Linked DNA regions of Homo sapiens: region 2 is linked to region 1. The links are chromatin loops, found by intact Hi-C in ENCODE. Cell type or tissue: breast epithelium. All regions are shown on one strand. Links, peaks and the distances in the headings refer to the core of each region. The heading gives the core; the rest is flanking DNA.

Region 1 (4,396 bases), core at 327-4,326:
GCACTTTGGGAGGCCGAGGCGGGCAGATCTCGAGGTCAGGAGATCGAGACCATCCTGGCTAACACGGTGAAACCCTCTACTAAAAAAAAAAATACAAAAAATTAGCCAGGCGTGGTGGCGGGCGCCTGTAGTCCCAGCTACTCGGGAGGCTGAGGCAGGAGAATGGCGTCAACTCAGGAGGTGGAGCTTGCAGTGAGCAGAGATGGTGCCACTGCACTCCAGCCTGGGTGACAGAGCGAGACTCCGTCTCAAAAAAAAAAAAAAAAAAAAAAAAGAGGTTATGTGGAAAATATGAAACTGATGAGTTAATTGATGATTTCAATAAATTACTGTTAACAATTTCAGGTGTGGTAATGGTACTGTAGTTATGTTTGTAAGACAGGCTCTTGCTAACATTTTTGGAAAAATTGGGAAAGCGTGAATATGGATAGTAAGTAGACATCAGTGTTAAGCTTCTTAAATGGAACCACTGAAGTGTGAGTATGTATTGTAACACTTGTGTTTAGGAGACAGATGCTGGCACATTGAGGGCCAACTTGTCCTGATGTGTGTTCTTGATTTTCACATACTTTAGATACATGATTATATGCATGTGTATGTTTGTTTTTTTAATAATAATTGAAAGAAGATCTTTCTATCTTTTAGAGCTATATAACAAAAATACTTCCAAATAAAATGGTGTGATTTGCTTCAAAATGATCGATATATTGTAGAACATGATACTAATAAACTATATACTAAGTGGCTTTCAATTACAAGGAAGCAGGTCAAAGTGCAACCTGATGAATTTTTAATTACAACGATATTTCTGTCCAGAATTCTTGTTAGCCCTGGAAGAGTGGCCTCAAATCATGGCCGCAGGCAACTATGAGAGCTCGAAAGGACCACGGCACTGAGCCACCACTTCCCAAGCTGGACAATCAGTAGAGTGGGAGCGTGGTGAGCACCGGGCTTTTATCTCGCTCCCAGCCTAGGGCTGAGCATTGTGGATCACCACCTGGGAGGCAGGAGAGCGACGGAATCTTTAGGAGAGAGGCCACTCACCTGGCTCCAATCAGGGGACTGTCAAGGGCAGAAGTCCCCGATGCTCAGCCCTCCAGTGATGTGTGCAGGGTGCCTGCTCTGCAAGGTGCACTCATAACAGGATTTTTTCATTTTTTGAACTTTGTATGATGTAAGATTTTAAAAATACACACAAAAAGAGGGTGAACAGAACAGTGAATCTTCTTGTACTTATCACAGAGCTTCAACAGTTTATCCAAATTCTCCATATTTGCCAATTAAATTGTCAATTAAATTTGCCAAATTTAATTGACATCTCCACTTTTCTTTTTCTGCGGTATTTGAAAGCAAATCCCCAAACATTCTATCATTTGTTCTGTAAGTACATCACCAGGTATCTCTAACTAATCATAATATTTCCCCATAAACTCCTTTCCATTGTAACACTTCAATTTTTAATTATAAATTTATAATTATCAACTTTAATTCCTAAATGAACATTTTAATTATAAATATATAATCTGATACCAGCCCCTGTTCAAATTTCCCTGATTGTCTCAGAGGTGCCTTTCTGCAGTTGGTTTCTTAGCAGCGCCCAAAGCCCACCAACTGCATTTGACCATCTACCTCTTCAATCTCTCTCCCTCTGAGACGGTCCCTGACTCCTCTCTGTTTTTTTCTTTGTTGCTGCTTTATTGGAGAAATGCATCATTTTCCATGTAGAAGGTCTCACACTCTGGATTTGGTGGTTTGCTTTGCTGTGTAGTGTACCAACTCGTGTTTTCAGCCCTGCAGTTATTATAATCGGATCATTGGAGCTAGACCGGCTCTACTCAGTCTCCATTTTCGAGGGCAGGGATGCCATCGTGGTGGTGCTGGGACCTTCCTCTCTCATCACACAGTAAGCCAGCTGCTGTCTGCTTGTATCACTTTCAGTGACTCAAAGACTGATTCCTTTAAAAAAATAAAAAAAAAGATCAGTGTGCTCCGTGTTTCTCTGCTCTCTCCATTAAAAAATTCCATCGTTTTTTCCACTAGTGGTTTTAACATCCATCAATGGGTATTATTTTATTTGAAGTTTCAAAATGTTGATTTTCCAATTCTATACTTTACTTCTGTATTCATAGATTGTATTTCTTTAGAAAGAATAGCTTTGTATTGATACATAATAGTTGTACATATTTATGGGGTACATGTGATATTTTGATACACGCATACAATTTGCAGTGATCACACCAGGGTAAATGGGATCTCCATCATTTTAAACATTTATCCTTTCTTGTTGGAAACATCCCAAATATTCTCTTCTAGCTATTTTTGAAAAGTACAGTAAATTATTGTTAACCATAGTTGCCCTATTGTGCTGTGAAACACTAGAACCTAATCCTTCTATCTAGCTATAATTTTGTACTCATTAACCAACCTCTTTTCATCTCTCCCCCTTCCCCCACCACCCTTCCCGGTCTCTGGTACCCACTATTCTATTCTTCCACTCTCTACCTCCTTGAGATTGATGGGTTTAGTTCGTGGGTACAAGTGAGTACATGAAACATTTGTAAAAAGGAAAATTTTTCTTCAACTATGGCTAATTTGAAATACAAACTTGTAAAGTTTAAACTTGTAAAGCATAAATGTGTGTAATAAAGATTATTTTTAGTTTTCAAATTTTGTATTAATGTGTTCATTTTATAATGACTGGGTCCATCAAACACTTAAATAATTTATTAAGAATTCCTGGATTTGTATATTTGATAATTTGATGTGTTTCAATCTGTTGCAGGCATTATTCATCTTATGGTCAAATTGTTACATCTTAGGCCAGCGGTGCTTTCTTCAGCAAATGACTGTGTCTTTTTGTTTTCAAACATTTTATTTTGAGAAACGTTAAGCATATTTTGTGTCTTTTCTGACATGACACTAACAGGCTCATTCATCTTTATCCTTTCTGGCACAATAATAGCTTCCAGGCTTATCTTGTACATTCCTTGCTCAGACCTAGAAGCTGACATTTCCTGAAAGATTCCAGGTCCCTGTATAGTGGGAAGAAAAAGGCACAGGCCAGGTTCCAGATATGTGGAATGCATTATTCTATTTACTCTTTACAATAACCCTGAAATGTACCTATGATAATTATCTAACTTTCCTATAGATGAAAAATCTGAATTTCAATTTGACACAAATTGTTGTCAAGATCACATTGATATGTGACTATTCAAGGCAGTTTTACTCATCACAGCCAAACTTGGAAACAACCCAAATATCCATAAACTGGCAAATGGTGAAAAACGATATATTCGTACACCGATATACTGCTTGGTAATAAAAAAAGGAACACACCGATACACAAAATGACATGGATGAATCCCAAAAACAGTATGTTGGGATGTATGAACTAATCAATTCATACTGATTTGTTTGTGTAAAATTTTAGGGTTTGAAAAACTCATCTACAATTACCTGGAGCATGAATAGGAATAGGGAGAAATGGGCTGCAAAGGGCATGAGGAACTTTTCAGGGTGAGGAGAAGGCTCTGTACCGGGTGGTGGTCACACAGGTGTACGTTTATCAAACCACGTCACAGTGCATGGCTGTGCATAATCAGACGAAAGTTAGAACTAACTCAGGTTGATTTTAAAAAGCCAACCAAGGGTGTGCCCTAATGATAGCTGCAGTGGACCGTGGGGTCTTCTCTGTAGGGGCCTCTGAGACCCTTACAGTACGACGCCAGAGCTGTTTACCTGAAGGAGAGGAGAGGTGGGGATTTACACACCAGCTGCTGTCTCCCCCGGCTGAGGGTTGCCCCTGCAGGTGTCAGATTCCCTGTGCTTTTGAGCTGAATCTGCCTGGTTTACCATCAGGCCTGGCAAACCTGTGGTTTGGCCCTGAGCCTCTCCCAGCCTGTAACACAGCACACAGATGCAGCGAGTCATACTTAGTGATAACAACATCGATGACACGGGCAGTAGCAATGACTGATGGGGTTGGCTCCTCCTGCCCTCTGCAGAAGCTGCTCTTTCTGGGGACAGCATGATGGGGCGCTGTCGGGTGAGGTTAATATTTTCAAACCCATACACCAAGTTTTCATCTTTTCCTGTCTTCACGTGTGACTTAGGTGAATTGCCCAAGTCTTCTGAAACAGGGTTGTCAGATGAGAAATGATATTTAAACATATCTTAACAGCACTTGCTAAAAATTAGTATTGTTCTTGTTTCGAAATATCTGCATTAGGAAGATTTGAGAGGCAGCTTCTATCTCAAAATATAATTAAAGCTAATTTTGAATTGACTTGCTATTTGATTTCCCATTAATATTCTCAGAGTAACAAGTTCATAGACACCCAAGGTCCATTAACCTGCACCCATTACCGGCTGCTCACAGGCACCTCACCATTAC
Region 2 (4,396 bases), core at 149-4,148, 59 kb before region 1:
GTCTCGGGGACCATGGTGAACGCTGCCTGTCATGGAAACTTCAGAGGGCTTCCCACTCATCGTGTGACTGTCTTAAAGCAAGTGACAGCAAGTGCTGGGCGGAGCCTCAGATTACCTGGTGTAGCAAGACCCACTTTCTGATATGGAGAAAACAAGAAAATTTAGGTGCAGAGGACTGAGGAGCAGGTGCAGGGGCCATGCACAGTGGGCCTGGAACCTCCTGTGATCCGCCAGCACCTGCAGGAGATGGGCCACACTCCATCACACGGTTGGTACTGAGCCCAAAGATATGAGAAGCAGGCCATGGTGACCAAGAGGAGGTGAGGCCTGCCTGTGTGCGGTGAGGCACAGGGAGTGCTGAATGGAAGCAAAACACACAGGGACCTCCTGCCGGGAGTGGGCAGGAAGGAGAGGCAGATTCACCCACACCGAATGATGTCGCTGAGGCTCTCTCTGGGGTTATGCTAAAGGGCCTCATAGAACCAAACAGCAATGATTTCCTGGGTCTCTCATCCTGGAACCCCAATAAATTAGTGGCCTCTAATATCTGAATGTGCATACCCCATTAAAATTATAAGTGGCTTCTCCTGCTCTAGGGAGCTTACAGGCAGATGGAGGGGCAGGCGAGGCTGTCTCAGGAGAGGCGAAGCTCTAGGCTGGACATGCACACTGGGACTAGAATTCAGTGACGGATGAACTCTGGGATGTTGAGGCACATGTAGGGTGCAGAGGAGGCCAGGGCTCTGCAGTAGGACCATACCCTTGATTCTGGAGAGGGCCTCCATCAGCAGCTGGATGTCACTGGCTAAGAACCTTTGTTGGGGCTCTGCCACCCACATTTGTCTTGACCTTGAATGAGCCACTCCTCTCCAGGGTGTGTGCATTTGGGCTATGCCTCCTTCAGAGGTGGCCGCAGGTGGACTGGCCCTTTGAACACAGGTTCATGGTTGAACACAGGTTCATGGAAAAGGAAGAATCCTTCATTTTCATCCCCTATTCAGCCATCAGCAGGGCCCAGAGCCCTTCTCCATGTTGCTTGTGCAAACACAGTGTTTCCAGCTCATAAGGCAGGGCGGTTCCTGGATTTGCAGCCCCAGGACTCTCCACCAGCTCAAGCACACCTTGGTTTCGTAGGTGTCAGCTGCCTTCATTGCATCATAATTCATGCTTGCTGATCTTTACTTGATAGGCATTTTAACAGTCTTGGAGCCGTGTGACTTGCAAAAGGCCCAGTTAAAAGGGACTCAGATGAGGCCTTGGAGCCTGCAGCTTCACCCAGGAGCACCTGTGAGTGGTGCGAGAGGGGCAGACAGTGAGAACAGAGGGCTGGGGCCTGGGGAAGTTCTTGGGAGCCCCCGTCGCCCCTTCGTGCTTTCTCTCCCCTTGGTGCTTTCACAACCTCTTTCCAGGTGTGCTGGGTGCCCAGGGGCTTTCGCTTTCCCAGGGTCTGGATTTCCGGGTTGTGCCCCTGTTTTATCTTTACTGGGTTTCTCCCAACGGTAAGGTATGTTTCCTTCATTTTCCATTCCAGCAGGATACTGCTTTTGGCTTGCTGTCCAATGCTGGGGAAAATGAAAGCATTAACTCACAAGGCAAGTTCCAAAGGTGCAGGGCGGCTTCTGGAATATATGGCCCTGAGGGTAGCAGACACATGGGAGGGAAGGTATGAAATCCAAATATGGATTCTTATGAGGAATTTCAGGTATTCTGGCAGGCTGACAGCTGAAATATTTAATTGAAAAAATATTTCCCAGCTTCCTCAATTCACAGCACAGAGTTCTGCCCTCTCAGCCTAAACAAGAGGCAGGCCCTCCTGGTGGCTGCCCCTCTCCTGAATGCCTCACAGGAGCCTGTCTCAGTCTGGGGCTGTGCTGAGCTACCTCTTAGCAGTTTCTTTAGTCATTTTAAGGTAGGGTTTCCTGGGTCAGCCAGAGACGTGCATATCTAAAAGTCTCTTATGTCTGCATGGCTAAAGGCTCATGATTTGTAAGGCTAATGAGGTTTATAGAACATTTAACAGAGTTTTTTGAAAATTTGGAAACAATGCAGCCGTTATCTTTGAGAGCATCCTTGCCCTTGAGTTTCCCAGCTGAGATCTCCTCCCTGGGGTCTGGCTTCTCTCATCTCTTTGAATTGCACACAGGCTTCCAGTGGACAGCACCTGCTGCTCTGCCAGCCCCAGCCAAACCTCTCCTTGCTCAGTTTTATCCTGTTCCTAGGAGGAAACTGGTCTTTCCTTGGCCTTAATAAAAGCCCAAATCCATGCACTTCACAAGACCAGTCCCCAGCTGGCCCTTTTCCATGGTTTAGAATCTTTGGCCAAAAGTTGACTGTGTTTGTCATCTCCTGCTGGACTGTCGGCTCTGGGGCTAGAAAAGCCTGGAGAGATGGGTAAGAGCCAGGACAAAGAAACAGAAGACTTTTCTTGCAAAGAATAAAAGGTATGTATTCATTTATTTAATAACCATTGATGATGTGCCTGCATGGTGCTGCACATACCTTGGGGAGGAGGGGCAGAGGCTTTGCGCCTAGACGACTCAGCATGTAGCTTAACAAAGAAATAACCTGGAGAACAATAGCCCACAGTGTGGGGCTCCGGCATGCTGAGCACTGGAGCTAAAGGAGCCTGGCAGGCTTCAGAAGCCGAGCTCTGAGTGCCTCTGCCTCAGACCCGTTCCCTGCTGACGTGAGTCACAGAAGCCAGAATCCTCTTCCCCATGGCAGCCATGGAAGCAAGGACCTCCTCTCCCACAAAGCGAGCCCTGAAACCTAGTGAGAAAGAAAATAAAGTTTCAATCTGAGGAACATGAGAAATTATCAGGCCTTGGGAGGTGTTAAAATGAGAGAGGAGTCATGCCGCAGGCACCTTGAGGTAAGTAATCATTTCAAAGCCACCTGGTGTGTGGACTCAGGACTGAGTGTTGCCACCAGTAGCTATAAATTAATCTAACAAGAATGGCCATCCTACACTGGACACCATAACTCACATCCTGTCATTCAACAATATATAACCAATAACTAATCAATGTCATTTCTGCAAGCCAATTAGAATTCCTGACCAACAACTTGTGTAATCACCCCCTTTCCTGATTCATCCTTTTTTCTTTAAAAATTTGAGCCTCTCCTTTGTTCCCTGAGCACTTCACAGTGTGTCCCGGACTGTGAAGTGCTCAACCTTGGCCCAAATAAACTCTCTGCATTAAATTTGCCACAGTTTCCTTCTTTACGTAGACAATAGACAAGTGTAAACCAAAAGGTATCTGAGACAGGTCCGCATCCACTTAGAGGTTTGTTTTGTCCAACCACCTCGGGTACACATGCCATGGGCCATGACACAGCCTCAGAAGAACGTGTGCCCAAGGTGGTCTGGTGATAGCTTGGTTTTCTACATTTTGGGGAGACAGAAGTTCCAGGCCAAGATATAAATCAATACTTGTATGATGTACATTGGCAAGCCCAGAGAGGCAGGACAGCTCGAAGAAGGGGGCTTCCAGGTCAAGGGGGGTTCAAAGATGTGCTGATTGGTAGCTGTTTGAAAGAGTTAAGTCCTGCTTGGAGAGTGAAACTCAGCATAAAGAAATGCTTAAGTTTACATAAGGGGGTTGTGGAAGACAAGGTTCTTGTCTTATAGTTGAAGCCTCCAGGTAGCAGGCTTCAGAGAGAATAGATGTGGAAGGTCTCTTATCACACCTCAAAAGGTGTCAGACTCTCTGGAAAGACCTAGTAAGGGAAGGAGACTCTCTATAGAATGTAGATTTACCCCACAAGAGACAGCTTTGCAGAACCGCTTCAACATCTTCGACATATGTCAAATAAATGTATTTTGGGATAAAATACTTTGACTTCTTCCAGGGCCTGCTATGTGTCATATGATGCTATACCAGAGTCAGGCTAGAATTTGGAATCTCATGGCTACAAAGAGTCTGCTTGTCTGTCTTCAGATCTCTGTTTTTGTGTTAGTGCCGATCAGTTGTGTCTAAACTCCAAAGGGAAGAGGGGATAGCGAGGCGTGTCTGATCCCCTCTTCTGGTTACATCCTGAACTAGCTTTTCAGGTTTCTTGGAGGTCCGCTAAGCCAAGAGGAGGGTCTATACAGTCGGTGGGGTCTCAGAATTTTATTTTTGGTTACAAAGTTCACTCTCTCCCTTCTCCCTTGAGAGCCCTCATTCCAGAGGGGTCCTGCCCATACCCAGGAGGCCGAAATGCTATGCAGAAAAGCCAAGAAGAAGCCACACAGACAGGCCTTGGAGGCCTCCGTGTAGCACCACAGACCATCCCCCTTTGTCCAAGCACATTTCTCCACAGTGTCCATTCTTCATGGAACCTAAGGATACAAACAGATGGTTCCCCTGCAGCTTCAGATCTTCATTTCTCAAGGCACCTGTATTATATGAAA

What was found. Hi-C counts contacts between places; a loop is a spot of excess contacts. Peaks named below come from ENCODE experiments on the same cell type or tissue, not always from the same donor. Only the 100,000 strongest peaks of a DNase experiment are listed, where the experiment ranks them.
Region 2: a loop joins it to region 1, with 19 times the contacts of the local background. A loop is called at or near these places in 4 of 110 quality-filtered maps.

Annotation. Positions count from the first base shown.
Region 1 is chr11:134,788,316-134,792,711 of GRCh38, forward strand. No RefSeq gene overlaps it. Among named protein-coding and RNA genes, the nearest start is that of LINC02714, 55 kb to the left of the region's middle. In breast epithelium, for the core only: no CTCF peak of the experiment used is centred there; no DNase peak of the experiment used is centred there.
Region 2 is chr11:134,729,167-134,733,562 of GRCh38, forward strand. No RefSeq gene overlaps it. Among named protein-coding and RNA genes, the nearest start is that of LINC02714, 4.6 kb to the right of the region's middle. RefSeq lists an enhancer at 210-826. In breast epithelium, for the core only: no CTCF peak of the experiment used is centred there; DNase peaks (open chromatin) are centred at 1,645 and 2,585; H3K27ac peaks cover 1,077 bases.